Regions from separate parts of the Homo sapiens genome. Here region 1 is linked to region 2. A link is a loop called in an ENCODE intact Hi-C map of the cell type or tissue named here. Cell type or tissue: mammary epithelial cell. All regions are shown on one strand. Links, peaks and the distances in the headings refer to the core of each region. The heading gives the core; the rest is flanking DNA.

What was found. A loop is a pair of places that touch in the nucleus more often than their neighbours do. Peaks named below come from ENCODE experiments on the same cell type or tissue, not always from the same donor. Only the 100,000 strongest peaks of a DNase experiment are listed, where the experiment ranks them.
Region 1: it touches region 2 in a loop (5-fold over the local background); 4 of 110 quality-filtered maps call a loop at or near these places.

The regions. Positions count from the first base shown.
Region 1 is chr15:82,583,978-82,586,793 of GRCh38, reverse strand. The region is part of intron 3 of CPEB1 (cytoplasmic polyadenylation element binding protein 1); the gene reads left to right. Among named protein-coding and RNA genes, the nearest start is that of RPS17, 45 kb to the right of the region's middle. In mammary epithelial cell, for the core only: a CTCF peak has its summit at 1,416 (motif pointing left); no DNase peak of the experiment used is centred there.
Region 2 is chr15:82,999,308-83,002,123 of GRCh38, reverse strand. C15orf40 (chromosome 15 open reading frame 40) reads left to right here. Exons shown (of 4, transcript NM_144597.3): 4 at 1-2,816. Among named protein-coding and RNA genes, the nearest start is that of C15orf40, 11 kb to the left of the region's middle. RefSeq lists a silencer at 1,413-1,707. In mammary epithelial cell, for the core only: a CTCF peak has its summit at 1,529 (motif pointing right); a DNase peak (open chromatin) is centred at 1,553; H3K4me3 peaks cover 419 bases.

The DNA of each region.
Region 1 (2,816 bases), core at 162-2,661, 420 kb after region 2:
CCTGTGCAATTCCATGTCGCTAAGTATAGAGGGGAGTGTATGTGCACTGTATGTGTGAATCTAAATTTAGAATAGCTGTGAAACCAGCCTGAACCTACAACTTCTTTAGATTCTTTCCCGATGAACACAGAAATACAAACTAACTGTAGGTGGTCTACTCATTTTCATGCAGATTGATTGAAGTTAGTTTTTACCAGCAATCTGGCTGACCTGGACAAAAATGTAGCTTAGGTAACTTTTGGTTCTGACCAAAAACGCAGAGAAGGAGAGATCAAATTTATTTTATGTAATTTTTTTTAAAGGGGAATAACATTTAAAACTAGAGGCCTCTGTAAATAGTCTAGAGTTTAAAGCACTTTTAACATAGTGCTTAGAAAAGTATAACAAAATTATTTTTAGAGTATTCTTTCTTTTAGGGTATTTCTCTTTCTAGAGGACAATAAGTACTGGCTTATTGATGTAAAGGAAAAGCCACAGTATAAGAACTCATTCTTAAAGAGGGCAAAGGATATAAACTGAAAATTGATAGCTAGTGGCTTTTTTTTTTTTTGTATCTGAAAAAAATGCTTCAACCTTCCAATCAAATTAGATTAACATTCCAAATGAGGTTAACAAATATCTGAAAGGCATACTTACCCAAGGAAATTCTAACTACTGTTCCCCTATTAGGCCAGAAACCACCTTACATACTTTTGTATCCTGATGTCTGTTTCCTTCCTAGCACCTTGCTCACAATTATACTTTATCACTTACACCATTATCAGGTTTTTCTCTACCACTACAATAGTAAACCCAAAAAGACAAGAGCTGTAACTTTTTTTTTTTTCTTCACTTATATCCTGGTTGCCTAGCTAGTGCCTGACACTCAAGATTCTCATTTATTAAGTAGTGTATTTTTTAACCTATCATATTGGCAGAACTTAAAGTTGAATAGTACCAGTGTTGGTAACAGTGTTCACAAATGCATAGGAAATGGTACAAAAGGAATATCTCAAACTGTTCATTCAGAGAAGAGAGTAGGATTGAGGACAAGGAACGCTGCCGAGATGTGAAAGTGATCATCTTTTACTTATTACTTGCATGCTATTTTAAAAAACAAAATGGAATTTTACAATATAATTGTATAAAGGGCATGGTGGGGGAAGGGCTCGGGTTTTGAATGAGATGAGTGCTTAGCTTGGTCAAATTGCTTCACCTGTTTTGTGCCATGGCTTTAATGCTTGTAAAAGGGATATAATGCCTGTCTTCTCCATGGGGTTGTTTTGAGGAATGTGGTGATAGTTGTAAGTTGCCTAGTTCTTCCTGGACTTCAAAAATAAGTTTTCTGCTCTTTTTCTCCCTTGAAAAGTGAGAATGTGATGTTTCATTTAAATTTTGAAAGTCTTATTCTGCATGGTACCACCCCCATCTGCTGGAATGTCCAGACTTTGCCGCTGAAAGCTTAACTGTTGGTTGTGTCTTGATCACAGTCTGTATTACTTCCACTTTGGAGAATGTGGTCTAGTTTCCAAACGTAGATATGTTGCATCATTTTGTCTGGAGAATAAATGAGTACATTTATGGGGGTAGAGGGAACTATGCAGAGATCAGCACTTAAGGCTTCTGGAATTAGTACTGGGGGGAGGGTCTTCCTACTGTGAAATAAAGGGCTTCCGCTAAATGCCCTCCAAAGTCACTCTTATTTTTAATGTTTTGTGGCTTATTTAAATTTATGATCCTAATATCATTTTGTCATTGAACTCCTGATGTCAAATTTGAAATCTAATATGGGCTTTTATCTGCAAAAACTACTCAAGTTTATTTAGGGGATGTTGTCACCTTACCCAGTTTAATAGCTTGCATTTTTTTTCTTGTTACAATGTGTTCACTGTAAAAAAAAAAAAAAAAAAAGCAAATTAGGAAAAAAAAATTATGTCATCTTACTACTGAGAAATAACTATTGTTAACATTTTGGTGTATCTCTCCAGTTTTTTTTTTCAAACGTGTATATTAAATATTTTGAACACACTATTTGCCTCTTTTATCTTTGTGTTAATTTTTTATATCCCTTTTCAAGGCTACATAGCATTTTACTGTGTAGATAGATGCATTATGGGATTTTTTTTTTTTTTTTTTTGATGGAGTCTCGCTCTGTCTTGCCCAGGCTGGAGTGCAGTGGCGTGATCTTGGCTCACTGTAACCTCCTCCTCCCAGGTTCAAGCGATTCTCCTGCCTCAGCCTCTAGAGTAGCTGAGATTACAGGTGCCCACCACCACGCCTGGCTAATTTTTGTATTTTTAGTAGAGATGGGGTTTCACCATGTTGGCCAGGCTGGTCTTGAACTCCTGACCTCAAGTGATCCACCTACCTTTGCCTCCCAAAGTGCTGGGATTACAGGTGTGAGCCACCGCACCCAGCCTGCATTATGGGATTCTTAACCTGGGTACATGGATAGAATTCAGGGGGTCCAATAATTTAGACAGGTAAAAACTTGTATCTTCACGTTCAGTGATGTTTAACTGAAACGTAGCTTTTTTTTTTTTTTTTTTTTTTTTTGAGACGGAGTCTCGCTGTGTCACCCAGGCTGGAGTGCAGTGGTGCGATCTCCACTCACTGCAAGCTCTGCCTGCCGGGTTCATGCCATTCTCCTGCCTCAGCTTCCTGAGTAGCTGGGACTGCAGGCGCCCACCGCCATGCCTGGCTAATTTTTTGTATTTTTAATAGAGACTGGGTTTCACATTGTTAGCCAGGATGGTTTCTGTCTCCTGACCTTGTGATCCACCTGCCTCGACCTCCCAAAGTGCTGGGATTACAGGTGTGAGCCACCAAGCCCAGCT
Region 2 (2,816 bases), core at 129-2,628:
CAGCCTGGCCACCATGGTGAAACCCCACCTCTACTAAAAATTACAAAAATTAGCTGGGCGTGGTGGTACATGACTGTAATCTCAGCTACTTGGGAGGCTGAAGCAGGAGAATTGCTTGAACCCGGGAATCAGAAGCTGCAGTGAGCCGGGATCACACCACTGCACTCCAGCCTGGGTGACAGAGCAAGGCTCTGTCTCAATAACAACAACAAAAAAACAGAAACAAACAAAACAAAACAAACTACTGTTGGAGGTAGGAACTGGCCCAGGGGCTGTATTCCCAGAACACGATTCCCTTTTCCCCACTGCAAACAAGATAGTCTACAGCAGCCTCACAACTTAATTGTCTCACACAGGACTATTCCTACTGTTAAGAGATCACAGCTAAGGCTTGGGCACCTTGACCTGCTGTAGAAGCTCAGTTAATGTACTTTTCATCATCTGGGCCCTGGTATTCCCCTGTAAATACTGAAGTAGACCCAGTGACCTAGTGCCCAAGACACAAAATATTCAGCCTCCGTAACATTTGTCTAATGACATGGTTCTAGCTTTGCTCACTCCCATTAATTTCAAGTGAGTACTGGCTAGGCAGTCTATAGTGACTTGATTACACTGTCTTTCTTGTCCTGTGCTGTCCTGAGAATCCTGGATTTGAAGCAGCCTATGAATAAGGTTTGAAAAATATTTATCCAACTATGCCGACATATGATGTTCTAGCACTGCATCTGTCATCTATCACCCGCACCTTAATAAATGATAATTACTTGTGCAAACATGATGTATTAATCACTTATTAACTTGGTTGCTTACTTGACAGACACTGCTAGGTGGTTTGCCTATGCTGTACTTCGACAGATCCTGGGAAAGAACAGCCTGGCTCATTATGCCCTGGAGGCAGGAGCAGAGATTTCAGACTTCTGATTTCTGTGAGCCATTCCACACTTTCCTCTCGGTTAGGGGAGGGACAGCAATAACCAGAGGATGAAGGTGGAACCTTTGCAGTGCACACCTAGGCCAGTGCAGTGGCTTATGCCTGTAATCCCAGCACTTTGGGAGGCTGAGGCGGGTGGATCACTTGAAGTCAGGAGTTTAAGACCAGCCTGACCAATATGGCGAAACCCTGTTTCTACTACAAATACAAATATTCGCTGGGCATGGCAATGCATGCCTGTAGTCCCAGCTACTTGGGAGGCTGAGGCCTGAGAATTGCTTGAACCCAGGAGGCAGAGGTTGCAGTGAGCCAAGATCATGCCACTGCATTCCAGCCTGGGCGACAGAGATTCCATCTTGAAAAATAAAGTTCCAAATACCTAAATGCTCAAACTTTAGGAGGCAGCTCTCTGGGCTGTGGGCTGTCAGCATCCCCCTCCTAGATTCCAGGGATTTGGTTACATAGTTCTTTAGCTGTAATGCAGAGTATAAATTTTAGAACCCACATGGCCCCAAATTCAAATTGTTTTAATGCATGTAACTAGTGACTAAAAACTTAGAATTTCAATTTACATCCAAGAGGTGGCACCATAACACAACAGCAAAAAGCCACACAAACTGAAACTCGTTTCCTTTTGTAGTGAACAGCACTATTAGGTAGTCTGCAGTGCCTGACTACGGGCTCACATGCTGTGATCCTTCTCGTTTTCTCAGAGCCATTCCTTAAGCTTAGTCCCCTTGTATCTTAAATTTAGCTCAGGTCGGAGTGTTGTTAACTTGGGGCCAGCTGGGTTCGTGAGAGTCTCAGCCCATTGCCATGGTGGAGTCAGCATGGTCTTGAGTTCCTTCCTTAACTCTGCAGGTTTCAGAAATCCACGTAGCCAGTGTTTCTGAAAATGGATCTAGGCTGGGCAATTGGCAAGGAGCTAATTTCTTATCAAGATGCCAGCTTATTAACTTGAGTGAAGAACACAACTGCCAAATAGACTGTATAGTGGGATCTGCTAGTGAGAACATTCTGTCCCTTTGGGAAATCTCTTTAAGAGAATCATCATTTGAAGGCTGCTTGGAGAGCCTGGAATCAGAGCCAGGGAAATTAGGGGCCAGGGTAAGGGAGCTATGACCATCTATAGCTCCCATTTCTGCTGCAGGGATGGACCTATGGTATCAGCCAGCCACAGAAGGTCTTTTGGGACAACACTGGAGATAATGATCCTTCATAGTACAGGAACTCCCTTTTTCTAGGTTGCAGGAAGACCACCTATTTCTACCCACATAGGCATTCCTCAGACAATCCTCATAATTTAGTTATTAAGGGTTTTTGCATTTTATAATCCTGTCTGCCTCAGGGTCCATCGGTCCCCTAGATAGAGTTTGGGGAGGGAAGAATCCCCAAACTTTGCAGCCACAAGTTACGTACTCCCTGGTCATTTCTACAGAAAACTAATCTGTGATGTGTTTTTACTATCGCAGTGACGTTCAAACTGTTTCAAAGCCTTAGGTTTCCCCAGAGATGCCTAGGGGGATTGGGGCACTGTGGACAATAAGGGAGTGAGTCAAGTCAACAGAAATGCTAGCTAGCCTTTAGTTCTCTTCTACAGCCGTACTGGGTGGCATGTACACGTGATAGCTGCTCACACCACATGTGGCTATTGAGCACTTGAAATGTGGCTAACATAATTTAAAAGTAAAAGGTAAGGCTGGCCATGTTGGCTCACGCTTGTAATCCCAGCACTTTGGGAAGCTGAGGTAGGAGGATAGTTTGTGGCCAGGAGTTTGAGACCAGCTTGGGCGACGTGGTAAGACCCCATTTCTCCAAAAAAAATTAAAAAAATTAACTAGGCATGGTGGTGTGTGCCTGTAGTCTCAGCTACTTGCGAGGCTGA